Regions from separate parts of the Mus musculus genome. Here regions 1 and 2 are each linked to region 3. Evidence: chromatin loops called from intact Hi-C (ENCODE). Cell type or tissue: gastrocnemius. All regions are shown on one strand. Each heading gives the region's core, and the rest is flanking DNA. Links, peaks and the distances in the headings are about the cores only.

Region 1 (8,275 bases), core at 1,982-6,981, 520 kb after region 3:
CCTGCCATACTTTGGTTATTTGAACATGGTATTAAACAGGTGTTATACTAGTCATACAGGAAGGAAGAGTTTATTCTGGGTTACAGTTCTGTCATGGTACAGAAGTCAGGTGACAGGAGTAGGAAACTGGCTGGTCACATTGTATACATAGGCAGGAAGCACAGAATAAACAGGAAGTGGGACAAGGCTATAAAGCTTCAAGACCTGCTCCCAGTGACCAGTTTTAAAGGCTCTACCAAGTAAAGTTTCACAACCTTCCCATACAGCGACACTATGTAGAAACTCAAGTACTCAAACACATGAACCTATGGGGCACCTGGGTTATTAAAATCTCAGTGCCAGGCAGAAAGGCCAGAAAAGCCCCCAACAACAAAGGTTAGTGCATTGTTCTTGTTGTCTACCAGGACTGGAAGGGAAGACTCTACTGCTGACGGAACGACACACTGTGGGTAAAGGAATCCACAGACTCTGAAAGACCTATTAAGATATTAAGAGTGCTCGCTTCGGCAGCACATATACTAAAATTGGAACGATACAGAGAAGATTAGCATGGCCCCTGCGCAAGGATGACACGCAAATTCGTGAAGCGTTCCATATTTTTAAATGTAAATGAGCTAAATACCTAATAAAAAATGGAAAAAAAAAAAGAAAAAGAAAAAAAAGATATTAAGAGTTGTTCTGTTTCCAGATCATTATTACTAATCACTTTGGAAATGCAAATCAAACCCAGAATGGGAGGGACTAGGTAGTTAAGAGCTTTGTTGCTCCTGACAGAGAGCTAAGTATGGTTCCCAGCTCCCACATGGTGGCTCACGAACATCTGTATCTCCACTTCTAGGAGATCCAATGCCCTCTTTGACCTCCACAGGCACCAGGCATGTTATGGGTACCCATATTCATGTGCAAACACAAAACATTCACACACACAATCAGTCTGAAGAGTTTTTTAAAAACCAGAATGGAATACTATTTCACACTTATTAGAACAGGCTTTCAATGAAGTTTCACCACCTCACACACAAAATTAGCTCATTTTAGTTAGTTCTTACAACATATTAGATATATATGCCTACACAAGATTGTTTGGATATTTTTGAGATGAATCCCCTATGGTAGAAAATATTATCTAGTATAACTCTACATGAGAATAATCAAAGCTTAGCATTATCTATGACATGAGAAAATCGAAACTGAGGCTCTGTGAAGAAGCAGCAAACCGTTATGCTGGCATTTCTTCCTTACAGACACAGCTAGAGATTGATTGTGTCTTAGGAGTTCATTGACAACGATTTTTCCTGAAGAGAACAATTTATGTGAGTCAAAAACATCCAACAAGAACATAAAAATCTAAAGCTGAGTATCGTCCTTTTCTCAATCTGATTCAAATCCTATTAACAATTTAAAAATACAGGGGAATGCTGGGGTGATGAGGCAGGAGTGGGTGGGGGGAGCTCCCTAACAGAAGCGGGGGGTGTGGGGTTAGGATAGGGGGTTTGCGGAGGGGAAACAAATAAAGAAAGAGAGAGAGGAAGAGAGAGAGAGAGAGAGAGAGAGAGAGAGAGAGAGAGAGAGAGAGAGAGAGAGAGAGAGACCAGCTCTGCTGCTGTAGGAAACACGTTCCAAAAAAGGAAGCTGAATGCCCATGTGTTACAGCCAAACTGAGAGCAGAGATTCCGACAACTGTCATTTACTGCTTCATCATTCACAATTGAAAACTTGAAAACAATCTCAATGTCTATTGATATCATCTTATCAACAGAATAAGGAAAAATGGTCTATTGGCATACCACAATATTATTCAGCCTTAGAAAGTAGAGAAATTCTGATCCATGCAACAACATACTAGAAACACATCAAACACAAAGGGACATATATTATATTGTTTCACGTATTTGATGTGTCAGGGCAGGCAGATTCAGAGAGAAACCTCTGCAGGAGCACAGGAAGGAAAAAAGGAAAGACCAGGAGTTGGTGGACAGTCTCAAGAACCCTTCTATTTGTAATGAGAAGGTCAGAAAACAGGCAATAGTGCCAACTTCTCTGTACTTGATGCAGTGAGCTGTGCATACTTACAGATGGCTGAAGTGGTAAATTAAAAAGTGATAATGGACTATTAAAAAGAAGTAGCAGTCTAGTATCAATTTACTGTGTATCACAAAGAAAACTGTAGCAGGAACAGCCCAAAGATGAGACTATTAGGAAGCGCTCACATTTTATGTGGGGTACGTTAAAGACACAAATGCCATAGAAGCCACAAAATAAAGTCATTATCAATTAGAAGCCAACAAAGGAGAGAAAATGGAACCATAAAGGAATAAAATGTATTCTGATCCAAAATCATCCCCTGAGAAAGTTACAAGCTTATAAAAACCTACTATTCAAAAGCATAATGAACTCAGTGGGGATACATGGCAAGAACACTCACTGCCCAGACAGGGGATGTAAAGCCCAGAATTGCAGCCTTAGCTCCACCAGCAACATAGGGGATAATGTTTTCTCCCAGACGGGTGTCTCTGAACAAGGCTCGGAGAATGTTTAAAGCATGAACCTAGAATGAAAAGTTCAAATATTAGTGGTGGATTTAAAACTACGGTAATTCTAAATATGTACACAAATTACCAGAAATGTAGAGTTCTCAAATAAAAGTGTACATTTAGGAGAATACACCTAAGAACTGAACATCTACGTAAGCAGTTTACAAAATGAACAATGCAACCAAAAGGCTTCATCCACTGAACACATGCACAATTCTGTACCTAAAACATAAGAATAGCAGGTTCTCTCCAAAGACACATGGAACATTTAATCTTAAAAAATGATCATAAACCCATTCACAAACAGAATCTCAATAAATATCAACTATTCCTATCTTGTAGATTATGCCCTGATAACAGAGCAATTGGGTAGAAATACTGTTTTAATACTTTAACAAAAATGCATTTTATTTTGCTTTTTATTTTTTTTTCCCTCCAAGACAGGGTTTTGCTACATAGCCCTGGCTGTTCTAGAACTTGGTCTATAGACCAGGCTAGCCTAAAACTCACACATATCTGCCTGCCTCCCTAGTGTGAGTCTTGAAAGGGTACATCATCACTGCCTGGCTGAAATAAATACATTTTAAAACGCTAGTCAGAGTGTTAGAGAGATGGCCCACAGCACTGGCGGTTCTTGCAGAAGACCCAGGTTCAGTACTCACAAGGGGACTTACAACTCCAGTAACAACTTGTCTAATTCTAGCTCCATGGGATTTGACAGCCTGTTCTGACTTCCATAAGAACCAGGCACATACACGGTACATATACATGTAGGAAGTCAAAGCATACATACACATAAAATAAATAATTATTAGAAATATTAAGCAATATTCAAAAATTTTAATATTTATAGTTGAATACTACAAAATCTTTTTGTTCTATTTCCCAAAGAATTATGTTACAGTAATTGGCCCCTATGCACACTTTAATCAGCACCAGACTTTGCCACAGTCAGCCCACATGATGGCCCATGGTACCTGACACCACCTAAGACTTAAAATCCTATCAAGTTCCTTCTCTTTTCCCTCACCGAGCACAGGCCTCCCACAGTGCAGCAGGAGCATCCTACTGAAAGGTGCTTACCAGGGATGGAAAGGGGCACAGGTTATTTTCTATCTAGTGCTGGAGGATGGTTGTGAGGGGTGTTTGAACCCAATCGCATAAAGGAATTAAAGTATTACTTAAAATTAAAATATAAAATACTAACATTCCTACATTACACTGTAAAGAAAGATTCAATTGTTCAGCTACAAAATGTACATTAACTCAACAAAGCCCACACACAATTCAAGTGTGACTCCATTTTCACTTTCAGGTCTTTAGGTATGATAGTGACACTGTGAAATATCTTGTCAAATGAATGTTTTCAACAATTTTAAAGTTGTCCACTTTGATCACTACATATCAACCACGGCAAGTTTATTTTATAGATAGGAAAGACTAAAAAAGGGAGAAAACAAAAAAGCAAAAATAAGCCAAATCTCTAAACACGTCACAGTAACCTGTCTTCAGGAGTTCTGTATCTTCAGCAGATACTTAAAAGAAATAAAGGTAGAGGAGAGACTTAATGGAGACTTTAGTCCTCCATTCTTACCTGAGGGACTCTGCCCTTTGAGTCATCTGCAGACAAAGCCAAGGAGATCAGCTCCCTCATTGTTATTTTCAGCAAGTCCATTCTACTCTTCTTTGGTTCAGATGCCAACAATGCCTATGGGGGAAAAAAATCCCCAAATCAAGGGGCTTTTATTTTGCACACACCTATTTGCTGGCTTTGGAATCAATCCCCAAATTTAAAATACCCTCTATTAAAAATAAGACTATTGAATTTAATTAAGCCAGGCTACTTTAACCAGGTAGCTTAACTTTTCTAGCCTGTTCATGTATAAAATTAGGTTACATGTCAACTCCACAGCCCCTTCTGTCTGTTGGTCAATTATGTAATAATAAGCAGCTGGTGAATAAATGGTTCTGATTGGCCACTTTGTAAGGACCAAAATTAGGTAAAACATCAGATACAATAAGCAAGGCATTCAAATAAGAAAATTTTCTCTATTTACACAATGACAAAAATATACTGGATTAGATTTCATCTAAAGGTTTATAGGCCCTCTCGAGACTAATTAACAATTTAATTATTCACAGAAGAGTCTACTGAAAGTCTAATCACACCACAGCATTTGAAACTACACAGGACAAAAAGAAACATTACAAACTCCAAGGGATCATGCATTTGGATTTCAAAGGAGTGTATTGTTTACTGTGTGACTAGCATCCCATAACATACCCATAACATAATAATGGGCTATCAGCACTTGAGGCAATGTAATAAAAATGAACGAAGTATAGACATATGTGACAACATGAAGGAACTCGGAAAATACACTGCTAAGTGAAAGAAGCCAGACACAAAAGACTGAGTACTGTAAGATTCCATTTACGTGAGATGTCCACAACAGACAACTCTACAGACAGAAAGATTAGCTGGTTGCCTAGGGCTGGGGACAGCAGAGGGAAGTACGGTGACATTGGAAGTTACTGCTAATGGGTAGGAGTCAGGAGATATTCCAAAATTAGATTGTGCTAATGGTTCTCGAGCTGGGAGGATATACTGAAAATCACTGTGTTGCATGCATTAAATGCATAAACTGTCCACAGGTGAATTATATCTCAATAAAGCTGTCAAAGGAAATCCACTTCAGTCACATTCTTGGACTTTCTTCCTTCACCTGTATGTCTTGTAAAATGTTGCTTCTGGCTTCTAGAGCCAAAGTTTGCAACTACTTTGGGTCTTCAAAAATCAATGACAAGCTATGCAATAAGACAAATACAAGACAACCATGTAAAAGACTTAAATTCATGACAATAAACTTATGCTCAGAAAATATGCTCTATGAATGTTAAAAATCCTTTTGTCTGTTTACACAAAGGGGAAACTCATACACTGAAATGGTAGGGTTTTTTGCCATATCTAACTTTAAACTGAAGTTGTCAGCAGAACAAAAGCTATTACTTTATTTGTAAGTCAGGTTAAGAAAAGTAGGATCCTTTTGAACAGATTTTTCTAACAATTAAAACTTCATTCCACTAAGATAAAAACAGAAAGCTACACTCAATGGCTGAGAGGTTTTGTTCCTGGAAACATGGCTTGACTCACCTTTACCCAAAGAACTGGGCAAGCGGTATGGCAATGCTACCTGCTGGGCTTGGGAAATGGACTTGCTCATCACTCCGTAACTATGGGCAGCACAAGATTACTATCAGCAGGAATAAGCACATAGCACAAATACTGGACAGGACATTCAGTTGCCTGACATCTGTCCTCAACAAAGAAGGCCACATGAACACAGCAGGTCTGCAGGAATTGCAGATAGGAAACTAAACCACACTCAACCAAAGTAGCTCGGCTCATCTCTCAGGTCTATCTAGTAATCTCAGTCGATCACTTCTGCAACTGGGCATCAAAAAGTCATGAAGATATTGGGAGTACAAGAAAGAAAACAGAGAAAGAAAAAACCACAGGGGGACTAAAAGACTCGTTTTGTGGATTTTTGTCTTACTATTAACAAGAATGGCATCTGATTTAGTACTGTGAGTGTACTGGGGTTTATTCTTCAGGATAATGAAAGCAACAGTCTCTAACTCTCTATCCTGTGAGGTATAATTACTTTAAAAAGCAAGAGGTTGAGCATGTTTTCATCTGTGTTTAGGAACTGTATTCATATAGTCTCGCATGAAGATCTGGTCAGGGGTCAGATGGACTAGGCTTAGCAATTCTAACATCCCTTTGACCTTTGGCAAGTCACCTCTATATCCCTAGTCTCATATAGGATATGATAGCTGTACCTAGCTCATAGAGTTTAGGTAGGGATTAAATGATGTAATAGGCACAACATAGCCACACTACCCGAGAGCTACTATTAATATTGTGATTTTTTTTTTAGGCTGTGTGACAGTGGCACACTCTTTATTACCAGCACTTGGGAGGCAGAGGCAGGCGAATCTCTTTGAGTTAGAGGCCAGTTGGTCTATGAAGTGAGTTCCAGGATGAGCAGGGCTACACAGAGAAACTCTGTCCCAAAAAAAACCAAATCAAACCAAACCAAAAACAAATAAACAAAAAAAGATTATGATTTTTTATGATGGATATTTAATAAAAGGACTCAAATATGGATACTTCCTAAAAGTAAGCAGTCACTACACCCACAGCAATTCCTGACTACTGAATACATGGATGGAAATCTATACTACCCTCTGTTTATATTACAAGACTGATCTCCTGCTCCATGATTCCTGACTACTGAATACATAGATGGAAATCTATGCTACTCTCTGTTTATACAAGACTGATCTCCTGCTCCAAGAACAGACCTGACACAGAACATACTGTCCACACATTAAAACAAAGTCATGCAGGAGACAGAGTATGGCACAGCTAGGAATGGTGCTTGCCACCAATGTTAACAACCTAAATTCAGTCCCTGGAGTCTAAATGATGGAAGGAGCGACCAACTCCAGAAAGCTGTCCTCTGATCTCTTTGTGTACCACAGCATGTATATGCCTGTATACACATATAAATCACTAAATGTAATAAAAAATAAAAAGAACAAAGTCACAAAGTCTATGGTACTGAAAAGACAGGAACATCTAATACTTTCACTGACACAGTAAGAAGAGAAGTACAGTGTCCAAGCCCAGACAGAGCAGTGCCTGCTCTTAGGGGAGTACCTGTATGTAGAAGGGAATCCCAGCACTGCGCCTTGTAGCACAAAGTTTGGATGAGGGATCACTGCCTTTAATTTCCTCCAGAACGCTCCGCAGCCACTGCTCTGGCAGCTTTTGCAGACTCACATTAGAGCACCTAAAAGGTACAAGCGAGCAAATGTTTGGAATCATCAGGTACTAAAAGGTAAACGTGTACACTAGTGACATACAGTAACACTGTTAGAAAGAAGAAACATTTTATTTTGAGAAGACTAAAACTAAAAAGTTTCCTACTATACCCTATTACTATACTATCACACACACACCTATTGTGAATGACCTGAGAGCCGCCCGCCCGCCCGCCTCTGGGCACCCTTTCTGGGATGAGAAGACGCACCAGCTGTGAGTGCACTCTATCAGAGGAGAAAGTGAGCTCAGCACAGACTCCCACCCCTCTGTTCTTCCCTGTCTGCCTTTGGAAGCAGCCACTTGCAGTTCCTGGTGCCTGGCCTTCCCTGTCACGACCTCTCTGTCCACGAACCACGACAGACCCCAACTCCTTAAGCAGCTTTTTATAAAATATTTCAATCACAGTAGCAAGAAAGCTCCTAAGACGCCCTCTTTGCTGTGTGTCTTGGGCTGGGAGCTATTAAAGGTCCTACCTCCTACAACTACTGTGTGCAGAGCGAGCATTATCTACCAATAGGCTTGATCACACAGGCCTGCCTTCACACTCACAATGCTCTGAAGAAGGCTTACTAGACTCTTACAGACAGTCCAGACTATAAGACTCAAGGGTTCCAACAAAAACATCACATACAGTTTTCTGTAATTTGTTTTTTATTTATTGATATTACACACAAAGTAAGTATGTTTAGGCTTACATTTTAATAATTATTTGTATTGCACTTAAAATGTAGCTTCTCACAAATAATTTTTTTTCAAATCTGTAAAATATTAAGAATGAAATTTATCTAGGAAGAGGCAAGACATGTTAAAAGTTCATCTGGACACTATCAAAGGATGCTCTTAAAATTGT
Region 2 (8,275 bases), core at 1,982-6,981, 610 kb after region 3:
CAGTTTAAATAAGTGAATTACCTGGCCTGGTGGCATACTCCTTTAGTCCCCCCACTTGGGGGGCAGAGGTAAGCAAATCTCTGAGATTGAGGCCAGCCTGGTCTACAGAGCAAGTTCTAGGACAGTCAAAAATACACAGAAAAACCCTCTTGCAAAGAAAAAATAAAAGAAGAAAGAAATATGTATTACGAATAATCACTATGAAATAAAAATTCATAAAAATTGTTTTTTAAAGTCATGAACATAGTTATTTAGACTTTTTACTTAAGCAACTGTTTAAACCTCATAAGAAAACAGTAATGTGGGTGGGTAGGGGAGTGGGGGTGGGTGGGTATGGGGGACTTTTGGTATAACATTGGAAATGTAAATGAGCTAAATACCTAATAAAAAATGGAAAAAAAAGAAAACAGTAATAGGGAAAATAGAAATAATATAGCCTGAAATTATTAGAACATGAAATTACATATGTAAGTCACTTACAAGTTCACAAAATATGGATGCTGTGAATAAGATTTGAAAAGTAATATGTTAAAAAAAAAGAAAAGTAATGTGTTGAGAACAGTACTTTATCAGACTGGTAACATCTCAAGTTAATTATTTCTCTCTCTCTCTCTCTCTCTCTCTCTCTCTCTCTTTTTCGAGACAGGGTTTCCCTGTACAGCCCTGGCTGTCCTAGAACTCACTTTGTAGCCCAGGCTGGCCTCCAACTCAGAAATCCACCTGCCTCTGCCTCCCGAGTGCTGGGATTAAAGGCGTGCACCACCACGCCCGGACATTATTTCTCTTCTTACGCTTTAGTTTTGTAATGCTGCTTTAAAGAGTATATCTTTGTTCTTTTCTAGAATAACAACATCTCACGTAGCTCAGGCTGGCCCTAAAGTCATGATGTAACTGAGGATGGTCTGGAACTCCTGCTTTTCCTGTCCCTGCCTCCAAACGCTAGGATTTACCTAGGTGCCACCATGCCTCCCGGGATGCGCTTACCTTTTAAGGCCTTTGTCAGGGGCTGGAGAGACAGCTCACTGGTTATGAGTGCTTGCTCTTGCAGAGAACCCAAGTTTCTTACCATCATCCACTTTAGGCAGCTCTAAAGATACGCTATGATCTCCTCTGGCCTCCTCTGGCACCCTTAGCAAACTTAGCACACTTAGCATACAAATATACTCATGCATGCACATAAACTAAGAAATAGTAATGATAATTTAAAAATTTGTGTACATCTTTTGTTTGTTAAGGTCTCACCCTAGTTGGCCTGGAACTCACTATGTACACCAGGCCTCAAACTCACAGAGATCCACCCGGGTGCTGGAATTAAAGAAGTGCATACCACTGCTTGCCAGCAAGACCTGTTCATATATAGCTGCTAATTGAAACACCTCAAGTTAACAAAAACCAACGAAACAAACAAAAAACCCTCAAGTCATTTGTTTGCATTGTGTTATTGTCATCTTAAAGATATGAATGGGTTATGAAACCATGTACAGATTTAAAATGCATAGCTTTGAACCAGTGGAAAACATTGCCTGTCCTTATGCAATCACAATTCAGTCCTCCCCATGGGCAAGACTAAGACACACAGCTCCATTTGTGGGAGAGAGTTGTGCAAGCTTCCTGAGTGCACTCAAACCCTGATTAACAGCACAGTGACTTAGTAAGAACAGGCAGTAAGGCACAGGGATCCTTACCCTGCAGCAGGACTGGCGAAAGGGCCCACAAAACAGCTATCTGGGGGGCATTTTAAAAATGTGCGTGAGAGTTTTGCCTGCATGTCTGTCAGTACGCCACGTGTGTGCCTAATGCCCATGGGAGGAGAGAAGAGGGCATCAGGTCCCCTGGAAACAGAGCTGTGGGTACCACCATGTGGTCCTCTAGAAAAGTGGCCAGTGCTTCTAAAGACTGAGCCATCTCTCGGGCTCATAACTGGGGTGAGTGTGTTAAGTCCTAAGTGAATGTGTATTGTTGACAGGAGCCAGCCATGTGAAGGACCATAGCCTCAGACCCATGGGAAGACAGAAAGCTCCACCCCCTCCACACCTTGACACACACACACACACACACACACACACACACACACACACACACACTTGATGAGGCTTGGAGGAACAGCAAAGCTTTCCTTTGGTCCGTGTACAGATGTCGATAGTACACACGGAACATCCCCATTGTAGCTTCCTCTCCCTGGATGTTTATGGCCCAAAGACTGCTCCGCTACAGAGACTGTCCCCGCCCAGAGCTGCTAGAAATGCCTCCATTTTCAGCCGTATGCGCTAACCCAAGCCCCCTGTTCAGCTGTATATAATAAATACGCTGTGGTTCTCGATACAGAGGGTTCTCCATCAGAGGGCCCAGGCCAGCCAGTCCCCATTCTTCTTTGTGTGCAGCTCCTTTCTTAGCCACCTCGTCAGTCTAGGCAGGTCCATCACTGGAGCTGTGCTAGTCATGGCAGACCATCCTGGAAGGGAATCTGCAAAGTAGGGCCATTTTACTTTAAATTCAAATATTTTATTAAAAAAAAAATCTTGTCTTTCTGAGCAACTGATTGCTAGACTGAGTGGCTCCTGACACCATCCCTGTGGCAATATTAATTTAATGTTAAGTTAATTTCGAAGCTCACACTGACATCTGCCCACTTTGGCTGGATTTGGCTTGAACTGAGTGGGACTCTGCATGCCAAAACGAAAAGGAATTGGAGCCAGGGAATCCCAGGGAAAGATGGGGCTGGCAGAGAGTGACAATAACAGCCAGACACCGGTAGAGCACTTACCATGAGCACCACCCTTGCCCATTTAGACTTGTCATCTCCGTTCCCACACAAACCCCTTGGCCACTTACCATTTTGCAGATCAAAAACCAATTTGCCTAGGTAGTAAGTGAAAGGATTGAATAATAATAATAAAAAAAAAACCCTAGCACACTTGTAATCTCAGCACTGGGGAGGTGGAGGCACACGGATTGCTGGTGTTCATTGGCCTGAATTCTAGGCCAATAAGAGACCTTGTCCCAAGTCACAAGGTGGATGGTGCTGGGGTGAGGGGATGGATATCCAAGGTTGTCCTTTGGCTTCCACACACACGTGCATGTGTGCACACATATGTGCACACATCCACATACACAAAACACCTTAGCATGAAACTTTGGTACTGAGTAGTAAAATGTTGACCTTCAATTAAAAAAAAAAAAAAAAGCCTGAAAGCCATGGACAGTGGCTGACCTGTTTGGGAGTAAGACAGGAAGTCCAGGAGGTCAAGACCATTCTCAAGCAGAGTGAGTTCAGGGTAAGCAGGGCTACATAGGACCCAGTCTCCAGTAAACAAATAAGACCATAACTAAATAAGCGCAATGGGCTGGCAAGATGGCTGGGTAGGATCAAGATGGTTGTACACACACACACACACACACACACACCCTTTGTTGATATATTGGTGTGATAATTAAATGATATTATACATGGAAAAACCCTATCATCATTTCTGAAACACAAGTAGTCTCATTCTCCTTTGACCCTAGACCATAATCTTTCTCACTAGGCTAAACTGCATGACCCTAAAGGTCATCATATGGTAATCCCAGGACCTAGGAATGTCATATCCAATGCTGTTAAAAAATAAAAGTCCGGGTGGCCGGAGGGTTGGCTCAGTGCTTCAGAGCCCTTGTTGTTGCAAAGGAATGGGGTTCATTTTCCAGCACCCACATGGAGGATCGGTACCCACTACCCCCTTGGTCACCAGTCATGCATACGGTACACAGGCATACATGCAGGCAAACCACTCAAACAGATAAACCAGTCAGAACAAATTGAAAATATTAAAAATAAAAAATAAATAATCAAGAAAAAGAATCTCCCTGGATCCTTCAGAAAGCAACCAGCTGACTCAGATGCTACCTTGATAATTAAGATCTATTTTATGCTTTGGCCTCCCAGAACAATGCATATGTGCTGTTCTAAGCCACAAACAGGGTGGTATTTGTTACAGCATCAGTGCAAGACCCATATATTCCCTAGGGTGAGAGAATGCCAACAGACTTCATTTGCCTCAGTCTCCAAGCGAGACTGACCCCCACCCAGTTCTCACCTGGCTGTCTACCCTCAGCCCACTTCCTCGCCTCACAGACTCCATGTGGAATAAGACACAACTCAAGCAATACTATACAGAGCAAGCACACTGGGTTTGCTGAGGCTAGCCCCTACCCTTGACCCACCATGAGTGTGAGAATAGAGGGGCATTCAGACAAAGTGGTGTGAAAGGTCACTCAAGAGCAGTTACCAAGCCATCATGTCACAGCTGCACAAGCAAAAACGGACCAACATGAGGATTCCTGGAAGAAATAAAATGTGCTGTGTGACCCAGCATGGAGGGGACTTTTGTGGTGTTCTGAGAGTAGCCACAAACTTGGAAGGGCCTCACAGAGGAGGAACCAGTGCCGGGGCCCCGGGTCTGCCTTAGGCTGGCTGAAGGGTATATTATCGGGACCTTGTTAGAGACTCCTGGGTGCCTCAGAGAGACAAGAGGGGCTGAGGCCACGTGCTCCTACTCACACAGAGCCTGCCTGAGCTGAAAGGGAGTTCAGCCAAGCACTTAGCCTTCCTCATCACAGATCAACAAAGCCCACAAAGCCCTGGAATTCTCATCTGGTTGACGGATAAAGGTGTGCAAGGACTCTGCTGCTCAGGCAAGGGCTCTTTCTAGTGCATTCCACATGCTTCTCTTTTTCTAAATGCAAATACCGCTGGCTGTTTGTAGCATCGACTCTTCCGCATGAAGAGAAACAAAGGCGTAATTACAAGGGCTTGGGAATTAATGGTACTAAATGGGTAATTTGGGTTTCATGTTAAATCCTGGAATGGATGACCCAGGGTCAGAAAGATTGGCTTTCCAAGTGTCACCTCTGCCATCTGGTGGTCAAGTGACAATATAACCACAACAACTGGGCATTGATACTGTCATCACGTTAGCCATCTGCGACCTTGGGGTCGGGTGAATGGATTGAGTGTGAGATCTGTCTTTGTAAGGCCTGAGATGACAAAATAAAATGTTAAGTATACAAATAAAGGTTAAATGTTTTCCACAATATTTCAGCTCAGCGTGAGAACTGTGGAAAAGTCCCTTCATTCATTTCTTCAACAAATATTTATTAAACACGGTCTTAGTTGGTTTCCCTGGAAACAGACCTCAGGCAGAGACATGTGTGAGGGAGGGTGGATAGAGACTCCTCTTGAGAGCAACCCTTGTAAGGGTTTGAGGGAAAAAAGAACTAGCTGGAAAGAGTTGAACTGAGATGAACTTGCTGCAGAGGTCTGGGCCAATCCTGCTATGAGCTGTCAAGCTGGCTGGGCATGAAGACTGAGCCTCGACATTTCTGTATCCAGTCGTCCTTAGACTAGCCCTGAGCTACGGCAGACAATGCGACTGTCTGAAGCTCCTTGACCCTGACCGCAGAACCACACCACAGTGTCCACTATAGACATCTACGCTTGCTAGAGCCCTAGCCCTAACCAGGCATAGAGGTGTAGAGTGGGGTTATAGACCATCTCTGCCTCTTAAAGGGATCCAGAAGCACAGAGAACAGAAAGTGATACACAGGGATTTTTTTTTTAAATCAAAAACAGAAAAGCAAAGACGGTCAGGAAATGTATTCTGTCAGACTTAGTGGCAAAGGAACATCTTTGCTTTTCATTACAACCGCAGAGAATCTTGAGCATACCTGGGGGAAAACATGAGCTCCTCTATGCTGATATAAACAGTGAGGAAAGGACTCTCCTTCTCCTGGAAATATCCCTACAGCGGTTTAACCAAAACACTGGAGGTTGGCTTCTGTAAAAGAGCCCGGCTCCCTTGTTCCCTTTGGCTGTACCCAGGCAGACGTGATGGGGCATTGCCTGTATCCTCAGCTCCAGGTGTTGTGCACTGTTGGAAACGAAGGCTGTCATAGGCAGGTGCCATTCCTGGGGGGACTCTCGTGCTGACAAATCGTTTTCCCCATGGGTAGTGCTTTGGTAGCTCTAGGAAAGCTGGCTCCTCGTATCTGTGTGAGTGGGTCCTGAGAAGTTTGCAGTTCTTGGCTCCGACCTATTGGGTGTTCCCTGACCTGACTTGACTGGTGGTCTCAGCCATTCCTCCATCTGTTTCCCTTTCTTCTTCTTCTTCTCCCACCAAGGTCAACTTTATTTCCTCTCAGAGAAAAGCAGTTCTCTCAAGGAAAAGATTCTCACCTGTTCTCCTCAACATGACAGTGAACTCTGTAATTTTAGATATAAGCTTAAATATTTGAAATGGACAAAAATATTTCTGCAAGACAATTTCCAGAAAATCTTTTTGGAACTTAAAAAAAGCTAATATCTATCTATCTATCTATCTATCTATATCTATATATAGACATATATAGATATATATAGATATATAATGTACATTATAATGTCTTACACACACACACACACACACACACACACGCACGCACGCACGCACGCACGCACGCACTTCTTAGGGCTGGCTGTAGCCTATGCCTCTAATCCCAGCACTCAGGAAGCAGAGGCAAGTAGATCTCTCTGAGTTCCAAGACAGCCTGGTCTAAATAGCAAATTCTAGGCCAGCAAAGGTATATAGTAAGACCCTATCTCAAAAAACTAAAAAAACTAACAACAGCAAAAGCATTTCTTCTCTCGAGTTCATCTGTAGGTACCATTCTCTAAGGTAGGAGAGGTGGACTGGCCTGAGCTCTTGGCGTGGCAGAGGAACGGGATGATGTACTGAAGTCACTGTCTTCAGAGCTTGCTGTCTGGGCTTCCATCTGAGGACCTGCTGTCTGGACCCCTGTACAAGGATCTCTCTCTCTCTCTCTCTCTCTCTCTCTCTCTCTCTCTCTCTCTCTCTCTCTCTCTCTCTCTCTCTCTTTTTCTCTCCCTCTCCTTGGCCGGTGTTTCCTCCCAAATTCTCTACCTGAACCATAAGCGAGAGAAAATTCTGGAAGGCCTTATTCCTCTTACTCCCTTCTGGCTGATGAATCATCACATTTTTAGACAACGCCATGCTTGCTGTTGCTGTCTAATTTGTGACACTGAAAATTCCCTCTCTCCACGGGGGGCTTTGTAGCCTCTGTGATTTTGACATTTCTTTCTTTTTTAATTGAAAATAGATTTTTTTTTTAACAATATATTCTAATCATGGTTTCCCTGACTCCTACTCCTCCCATGAGCTACATCCCAGCCAGAGAACATGTGCTTCGGACAGCATGTACAGTGATGCCAGAACTCAGGCACACTGAGAACTGATCCTGGAGAACCCTTGTCTGTACTAGTGATTGTGAAAAATGCACATTTCTTTGCTTAACACTCTTTCCTATATCCAGGCTTGGTGGCCCACACCTTTAATCCCAGCACTCGGGAGGCAGAGGCAGGCAGATTCCTGAGTTCAAACCCAGCCTGGTCTACAGAGTGAGTTCCAGGACAGCCAGGGCTACATAGAGAAATTCTGTCTTGAAAAAACAAAAACAAAACAAACAAAAGCCCACAGGCTCTTTAATAGACTCCCATGCTGGTGGTGTGCTGAGGCCCCCTGGCTGCCTTTCAAGCCTCATCTGCGATGAACATGTAATACAAAAGAATTTTGGGGCTGACTTACTCTTCCAGTGTTTTGAGACTCAGATCATCTGGCACTGCCTTGAGAAATATATTTTTTTAAATCTAGATATATTAATTGTCCATAAGAATGAGTTTCATCATGGCACTTTCATGCATGCATATAATGCATTTATTTTTATTTTATGTAAATGATTACTTTTGGTTTTTGGTTTTTTTTTTCCCTCTGCTCTTCCGGAAGACAGATTAAACTCCTAGTACCCACGTTGTAGCTCACAATAACTCCAGTTCCAGGGGATCAAATTCCTGTTCTAGCCTCTGTAGGCATATATGGGACACAGACATATATGCAGGTAAAAAGAGCCATATGCTTAAAATAAAAATAAATATATTTTCAGAATTAAAAATGTGTAAGTAAAACGAAAAAAATACTGAGATAGAGTCTCACTGTGTTGCTACCTGGGCTCGTGCCAAACTTCTGGGCTTACTTTTGCCTTACCCTCCCCAGTAGTTGCGTTATGAGCCTGGCCCACCACCGAGCCCCACCCCCAGTCCTACTGTAATCCTGCCATAATTTCTGTTATGTTGAAAAGTTTCAATAAATCAGTTAAGTTTGTTACTTTAAAAGTCAACTGAAGAAATGCTCTCTACTATGAAAGACTAACACCAAGCTTTAAAGCATGGGGGCTACAATGTGAAGTC
Region 3 (8,275 bases), core at 1,168-6,167:
CCCTCACCACCTGCAGCAGTTGAGTGATCTGGCTTCAGGGTCATGAGAGAGGAAGCATTTGGGAGAGAAAACACTGCGTCTCTCCTGGGCAGCACAGAAGGGCTGGCCCTGGTTGGGGGGTGAGGGGTGGGGAAATGAAACAGACCCAAGGGTATGAGCCCAGGAGGGCTGGCCCTGCCATGAGGTGGCATGGGTGAGGAGTGATGTCGCCCCCACCTCCTGCCACGACATGTGGCAGTCAGGACAACTGGCCCTGAAGTCATGAGGGTAGGTAGGTGAGCTGGCCCTGTCCCTCACTGGCTGTAGTACTTGGGATGGTGGCCCCACATCTTGGCTGGACAGCACAGTGGCGCTGGGTGTGGGTGAGCCAGTCCTGACAGCAGGAGAGTAGGAGAACTGACCTTGCCTCCTGCAGATGGTGGCACAAAGCGGGTCTAGCCAGAGCAGTGCTGGAGAGCTTGCCCTGGTCATGTGGATAAGGGAGAGCCAGTGGGCTGACTAGTTCAGCTACCACCCAGGCTCACCCCCAAATCTATACCATCTGTAAATGGTTGGGATGTGTGAAAGGGCCAGTGCTGCTGTTCCAAAGCTGCAGGATCTCCATGACACAGGGCAACAACAGGATACCTGGGAGGAGTCCCAGTGAGGATCCAATAGTGATGGCGTCACAGAAGCCAGAGACCTCGAACCAGACCAATGACTCACTGCAACGAATATTTGCAAGTGACGATGTGTGGACAGAGGGACACACTGTGGGACATACTGCTTCCTCGACGAGATGGTTTTATGCTTTGCTTTCATTGTTGTTGTTTGTTTGTGTTTTATTTGTTGGGGGGGGGTTGCAAGGGTGAAGGCAGAGATGAGGGGACAGGAAGATATGGTGCAGGACTGGGGTACATGATGTGAAAGTCAATGATTCAACAAAAAGTTTTAAAATCAACTTAAATGTTTGATTTGTATTGAAAATGCCATTTTTAAAAAGATTCAACTATTTTAGTTTTTGCGTGAATGTTTTGCTTGCATGTATTTATCTATTCATATACATGTACCATGTGTGTACAGTGTATACAGAAGTCAGAGGAGAGTGTCAGATCCCCTGCAACTGGATTACAGATGATTGTGAGCTACTATGTGGATGTTGGAAACTGGATCTAGGCCGTCTGCAAGAATAGCAAGTGCCCTTGACTTCTGAGCCATCTCTTCATGCCCTTAAAATGATATTTTCACTCACTAGGCAATGCAAAGAGATTCAAATTTCAGTGTTCAAAATAAATATCGTTAGTGTGTTTTGTTTTTGTTTTTGCATTTATATATAAACGTGAAGGGCTGGGGTGTAGCTCAGTTGGCTGAGTCCTTTGATGCCCAGTACCACATCAAGCTGGGCATGGTGTGATCTTGGTACTTAGACTAAGTACTCAGGAAGATCAGAAGTTAAAGATCAGGGGCCAGTGAGATGGGTCAGCAGGTAAATGTGCCTGCTGCCAAGACGCATGATCTGAATTTGGTCCCTGGGACTCATGTGATAAAAGAAGAGACCTGGCTCTGGAGGTGCCCTCTGACCTTCATGATCGCATTGTGACATGTTTGCACACCTCTCTCCAAATAAGGAAATAAATATTGTAAAAGGCTGAGGTCAACTGCGCATGGCTGTGTATGCCTTTAGTCCCAACACTGGTAGGCAGATCTCTGAGTTCATTTAGAGACCAGCCTGGTTTAGAGAGCTAGTCCCGGTTCAGCCAGGGACATAGAGAAACCCTGCCTCAAACCAAATCCCCTCCCCTAACCAAAAAATTAAATTAAATTAAAATTCAACATCTTTCTTGGCAAATTCAAGGCCAGCCTGAGTTCCATGCGATCTGTCTTTAAAAGATAAAAATTTTTAAAAACCCAAATAACAATAAATATGACTTTTTCTTAGCAGACCACTGTTCTGAGCTCGGAGCTCTTGGCTAGCCCTTGAGACATCACTAGTCATGGGAGTCATGGGACATCAGATTGAGTGCTGTTCTTTCTTGGGTATCAATTTTTCACCTGTTGTCTTAGTTTGGGTTCCATTGCTGTAAAGAGACACCATGACCAAGGCGAATCTTTTTTCTTTTTTTTTTAAACTTTATTTATTTAATGTATGTGTGCTCTGCTGCATATACATCCCCCTGCATGAAGAGGGCGTCAGATCCCATTACAGATGGTTGTGAGTCACCATGTGGTTGCTGGGAATTGAACTCAGGACCTCTGGAAGAGCAGCCTATGCTCTTAACCGCTGAGCCACCTCACCAGCCCCAAGGCAACTCTTAAAATAAAAGTAGTTAATTGGGGCTGGCTTGCAGTTTTAGAGGTTCAGTTCAGTATCATCACTGTGGGATGCATGGCAGTGTTCAGGCAGACATGGAGCTGGAGGAGCCGAGAGTTCTACATCTTGATCCACGGGCAGCAGAAGGAGATTGTATCACACTGAGCATGATTTGAGCATATATGGCCTCAAAGCCCACTTCCTCCAACAAGGCCACACCTACTCCAGCAAGGCCACACCTACTCCAACAAGACACACCTACTCCAACAAGGCCACACCTACTCCAACAAGGCCACACCTTCTCATAGGGCCAGTCCCTATGGGCCAAACATACAAGCACATGACTCTATTGGGCCATGACTATTCAAACCATCACACCTGTATAATGCAGCCAAATGCGACAAAGAGGATGTCCAGGGCCGGTGGGAGCCTCCACACTTAACAACTCTCGACGAGCCGGGTTTGATCCCTGAAAGACTCAGTGGAAGGGGAGACTTCCCCTGAAGGTTCTAATCTGATATTGTCGTCGTTAGCTCGGCTTCCTACGGCTGGCATAAAATGCCAAGACCAAAGGCACCTTGGAGAAGAAAGGGCTTGTTTGGCTCCCACTTCTAGGTCACAATCTGTCACTGAGGGAAGTCAGGGACACTCAAGGGAGTAGCAGTGATGGAGGAATGTTTTTTGCTGGCTCACTCATAGGCTCATGCTTAATACATTTCTTATCCAGTCCAGGACCACTTGCCCAGGAAATGGTGCCAGTCACAGCAGTTAGGCCCTAGCACATCAATGAAGACAGACAATACAATCCCCCCCAGATGTGTTCACAGACCAGCGGGATAAAGACAATCCCTCAATTAATCACTTTCAGGTGATTCTAGTCTGTGCTGACAGTTACTGATCACTAGAACAGACATCTACACACTCACCCCCTTTTGCCTCATTATACACCTCCCCTCTCCTTCCCTTTCTCTTTCTCTCTCTCTCCCCCTTCCTCCCTTCTGACAGTGAGTGGGCTTGCAAAGAGTTTGGGGATTTCCTCTGAAGGAGACCCCAGTGTGATCATAGAAACCAGAATTACCAAAAGTATCCAGACCATTAGGAATAAAGAACATTCCGCGCAATGAAAATTAAAAGTCACAGCCGGGCGTGGTGGCGCACGCCTTTGATCCCAGCACTCGGGAGGCAGAGGCAGGCGGATTTCTGAGTTCGAGGCCAGCCTGGTCTACAAAGTGACAAAGTGAGTGCCAGGACAGCCAAGGCTACACAGAGAAACCCTGTCTTGAAAAAAACCAAAAAAAACAAAAACAAAACAAAAAAAACAAAAAACAAAAAACCAAAAAACAACAAAAAAAAGAAAATTAAAAGTCACCAGGTGAACTCTTCTTTTAGGGGCCAATGTCCCCAATCTCACCTGCACAGACTCTGTAGTCATGCGGATGAAAACAACATTGAAGGTCAAATAAAGTTCCCAACGGTTGGGAAAAGGGATGACGATTCTCCAGCCTTCTATCCAGATAACCAAGTCCAGACAGGCCAGAAGCTGTTTTGGAAAAGGGAACAAGGCTCGTTCAGATCCTACCTACAGGGAAACAGACGGAACCTGGTTGCCCCTGAGGGCTGTTTCTCATCCTGGAGCCAGCAGGGGGCAGCATTGCCCTCCTCACAAGACGCAATGGCTAGGGCTTGAGAAGAGAGAGCTCTGCTCAGTTGCTCAGGCAGGAAGGGGCCAGAAGAAGGAGGGATGCTACGCGTCCAGGAAGAAAGGGGTCTTGGAAGGAGAATGAAATCCCCGTCCCGCGTTTCAAAAACAAAACAACGAAATCTGCACAGATCACCTTAGGGGGATGGACTCTGGTGTGTGAGTTTTCAGGGTGAAGGGTGACCATGTCCTTTCCTGCTGCCGTCCGCGTTCCTCCCTCAGGGAGGAGGTAGTCTGGCGTCCAGAAGGCCAGGACTTACCCTCTATTGAGGTCATTGTTTTCACTTGGACAGACCAGCGGGAGATCCTTCATTTCATTCAGTGGGGAGGATGCAACAGGGCTGGAAAATTTAATTCACACTTCATCTATGCAGAGAAAGAAAAAAAAAAGAAAAGAAATTTCCTTATTTATTAGTTTGTAACCAAACTGGCCTTTCTTCCAACTCCTATAATGATCAGTGAGAAAAACCATTAAGTGGTCAATGTGATTTAGACGTCATGGGACCTGACAACTTAGCCTGTCCCACGAAGCGATCTTAACTCTCTTACTCCGCAGCTTTTCTCACTGAGATGGCGTTAGGATGTGTGGACAGACAGGAACAGCTGAGTGACCGCTGGCGAGAAGAAAGAGCTGGGACTTCGGGGTATGGTGACTGCTGGTTTCCAGAACTGTTCTCACCCCTGACCACAGATATACTGGAGCTGAGTTTACATAACCCATGGTCCAGTCCCTCCTGGGATGGTTGAAACCCCACTGAACCCAGATCCTTTGTTGCCTGTGGAGTTCCTTTGATGGACTGCTGTGTCCACAGCTCGGCAGTCGGGCCTCGTGGGAGTCGAAGCTCGCTTGTGAAAGCCGTTTCCGAGGCTCCCCTGCCCTGCTCTGGAGCGCCGTGGTCACAGGCAGAGGCCAGGGTGGCTTGGAGCAGCTGGGAATCTACTGCTTTCTTTTCACAGTTCCAAGGGAGGTCAGGAACGTGGACCTTCTCCAGGGAGGGCCCAGCAGGCCAGATGTGCTTGTCTGGCTCCCCTCCCTCCTAGTTCCCTTCCCACCAACCGCCATCCCCATGGATAGGAGTGAACCAAGTGCTTCCTTTTCTGGCCTGGGTATCTATTACATAAAACTTCACAGTCACACCCAGGGAGTCAGATGCAGGAATCTAGAAAATATGCTCTCAAGAGAACAGACTATTATAACAGACTTTTTAAAAAACTCAGTGCCAAGCATTGCAATCTCTCTCTCTCTCTCTCTCTCTCTCTCTCTCTCTCTCTTCCTTCCTTCCTTCCTTCCTCCCTCCCCTTCCTTCCTTCCTTCCTCCCTCCCTCCCTCCCTCCCTCCCTTCTTTCTTTCTTTTTTCTTTTTTCTTTTTCTTTTTTTCCTGTATAACGAATCCCATTTCTGTGCAGGGATGGATGTCTCAGGCCATTGACAGTGATGGTCAAGGGGTCCTCATCAAGACAAAAGAGAGAAACACACTCATAAAACTCTCAGGCTTCATTATGCACGGTGTTACCACTCTGGGTAACAGAACCCACAGAAACAATAGGTACACTTATGGTTTCATCCGCAAGGGGAACCCACTCCTTTGCTGATTTAGGATCTGCCCTTACCTGGGAGGGGACAGTCAGTGTGAGTCAGAGGCCACTCAGATGGGAGAGAGTTGTGGAGACATCCACTGTGAAGAGATAGTGAAGAGATAGCCTAGCCCATCAGGAATTCTCCCTGGCGGAGGCAGGTCATGTGGTCATGAAATGAAAGGATCTGATTGGTGGACTCTGGTCCAGGCTCCTTCTGTCTCCTTTCCTATTGGAAGAGAGACAATACAAGCAGTTTGGCCAACCAATGGTCTGAGAAAGGACCGGATGTCAGGTTATTAGCCCACTCCTTCTCCTCCGCGGTGATGGAGAGAGGTTAAGTCATTTTGTGAGACAATGACTCCGACAGCCCGCTGGAAGGGAGTCGCTCTGGGTAGAACTGAAGCAGTGCTAAATACGTGCTTAGTCATTCACACCCATCTGTGTGTGCATGTGTGTATGTCTGTGTAAATACCTGTAGAATTCTTACTGTCTGAGCACACAATAAATGCCGGTACATTTTACTATCATTGTGCATACAGACACAGAAACACAGACACCCAGATGTATACACACCCTGTACGTCAAAGACGTACAGATCCCATACACTTTCAAGCCAACGCACGGGCTAATTTTATGTCAACTCGACATAAGCTAGAGTCATCAGAGAGGAAGGAGCCTCAACAGAAAAAAAAAAGCCCCCATAAGATTGGGCTGTAGGCAGGTCTGAAGGACGTTTTCTCACTTAGCGCTTAATAGAGGAGGGCCCAGCCCACTGTGGGCGGTGCCATCCCTAGGCTGGTGGTCCTGGGTTCTAAAGAAAGCAGGCTGAGCAGGCCATGAGGAGCAAACCAGTAAGCAGCACCCTCCATGGCCTCTGCATCAGCTCCTGCATCCAGGTCCCTGCCCTGCTTGAGTCCCTGTCCTGACTTCCTTTGATGATGAACAGCGATGATACGGAAGTGTGAGCCGAATAAACCCTTTCCTCCCCAAACTTCATCTCAGCGATAATAGCCCTAACTAAGACAACCAATCCATATAGATCTGGTTCTATGTTTGGGAACGTGGAGATAAATGGGCCTGTGTAATAATTAGACCTAATGTCTATTGGGAACTTATTACCCTGTAGACGGTATATACCACTATGAAAAAAATTAGGTGATTTAGTCTTGACAACAGTGTCATGAATAAATTACTACTGACCACACTTAACACATGGGTGAATGGCTTCACTTAGCTGTCAATACAAAGTCACGAAGTTAATAACTGGGAGACTTGTGATTTAAGTCCAGGCTGTCTGGTCTCAGAGCCAGCAGGTGTAGTTAGCCACTGGCCCTTCTGCTTTCTGCTCATTGACTCTCACTGTCTTGCAGTTGCACATAGGTGTCTGTTGTTCTGTGGGGCTTAGGGAGGAGGCCAGGTCTCTGACTTCCGGTAGTCAGGTCATGCCTTGGCTTTGTTGGAGGAACTCATGGCCACTGGCCTCTTCCCTCATCCTGTCCTCTGAGTTCTGGAGAGGTAGGGACAATGGTCTTCATTTTTCCCACATCTTCCTCTTCTTCTGCACCTTCATAACAGGGCTGAGTAGTCCCTAGCTGGAGGTCCTTTGGGACTCCTGAGGGTTGGGAGAGGGGCCTGTTCACAGACAGAGGACCAGGAGGATCGGGCAGACTGGGTGCTGTGAGATTACTATGAAGTCTCATCATAGCCCCTGGCTAAATTGTCATATGCTTCAGAAGGGATGGGGGTGGGAATGAAGTGTCACTAGAGGAAGGCTTCAGGGCCCCATGCAAGCGGGGTGGGGGAACCCCACACAATCAAGGCCAGTCAGGACTGGCTCTGCCGAGCCATGGCATCAGGGTGAAGTCTCTCTGAGAAGGGATGCATCCCAGTCACCCTAAGGTCTCCAGTCTTAGAGTTTAAACCTGAGCCCAGGTTCAGCGTGTCAGAGAGCAAGGCTCCATGGGAGAGAAGATGGAGGCTTCCTAAACACAGATATTTCAGACACTGAGGATCTTATGTATCCCAGGCTGCTCTCCAGCATACAGCTGTCCCGCAGCCTCCTGAGTACCTGTGTGTATAGTTCATGTCTGTACAACAGGCATAGACTTGAGACTTTTGAGTAAAACAGCTGTGGCTTGGTGGGACACAGGAAGCACTTCTGGACTGGACCCCCAGAACCCCGTGGTCTGTAGATCACTGAGAGTCCTCCCACCTCTGTCTGGCACAGTGTCCCTGCCCAACTGTTCTCTCCATGGCTCAGGTGAACTTCCCTTGTGATGACCTCTGTCCTTGTCCCTTTATCTGGGTTTCTTGCTGAAACCTTCTAAGGACAGCTGGGAAAACACCTCCCTTCCCCCCCCCCCCCGCCTCCTTCTTTCTCCTTCTCCCTCTCCACCATCTCCACTTCCTCCTCATTTTAGCCAGTAGGAAACTGAGACATAAAGGGACTAAAGACCTTGCCGGAAGCCCCATGTTAGGCGGGCGAAGAAAACAAACTCACCCTTTGCTTAAACCTGGACCTTGTCATGAGGCTTAGGCTCGGTCACCGCCTCAGCGACTCACCAGTGTGTCGTTTACAGTGGCCTCACGTGCTGGAAGCAAGCACCTGTCTGGGGTTCAGGTTGTCTGTCTGTGGCTCTGATCCATGTGTGCTCCTGGCCTCAGACACACTTTGGCTTTTCTGGCCTTAGAGAAGAACTGTTGCTTCC

Evidence for each region. A loop is a pair of places that touch in the nucleus more often than their neighbours do. Peaks named below come from ENCODE experiments on the same cell type or tissue, not always from the same donor. Only the 100,000 strongest peaks of a DNase experiment are listed, where the experiment ranks them.
Region 1: it touches region 3 in a loop (4-fold over the local background); 18 of 42 quality-filtered maps call a loop at or near these places.
Region 2: it touches region 3 in a loop (4-fold over the local background); 7 of 42 quality-filtered maps call a loop at or near these places.

Annotation. Positions count from the first base shown.
Region 1 is chr17:84,390,935-84,399,209 of GRCm38, forward strand. Thada (thyroid adenoma associated) reads right to left here. Exons shown (of 38, transcript NM_183021.3): 23 at 7,261-7,393; 24 at 4,129-4,242; 25 at 2,426-2,548. It overlaps Gm24722 (a small nuclear RNA gene), which reads left to right and starts at 495; the gene lies at 495-601. In gastrocnemius, for the core only: no CTCF peak of the experiment used is centred there; no DNase peak of the experiment used is centred there.
Region 2 is chr17:84,475,789-84,484,063 of GRCm38, forward strand. It overlaps Gm41642 (a long non-coding RNA gene), which reads right to left. Exons shown (of 3, transcript XR_877064.1): 3 at 1,479-2,464. Among named protein-coding and RNA genes, the nearest start is that of Thada, 14 kb to the left of the region's middle. In gastrocnemius, for the core only: a CTCF peak has its summit at 4,900 (motif pointing left); DNase peaks (open chromatin) are centred at 2,400, 2,685 and 4,905; H3K27ac peaks cover 300 bases.
Region 3 is chr17:83,869,013-83,877,287 of GRCm38, forward strand. Gm35125 (a long non-coding RNA gene) reads right to left here and starts at 5,710. Exons shown (of 3, transcript XR_877036.3): 1 at 5,601-5,710; 2 at 4,250-4,355. In gastrocnemius, for the core only: a CTCF peak has its summit at 3,932 (motif pointing right); a DNase peak (open chromatin) is centred at 3,939; H3K4me3 peaks cover 900 bases; H3K27ac peaks cover 1,991 bases.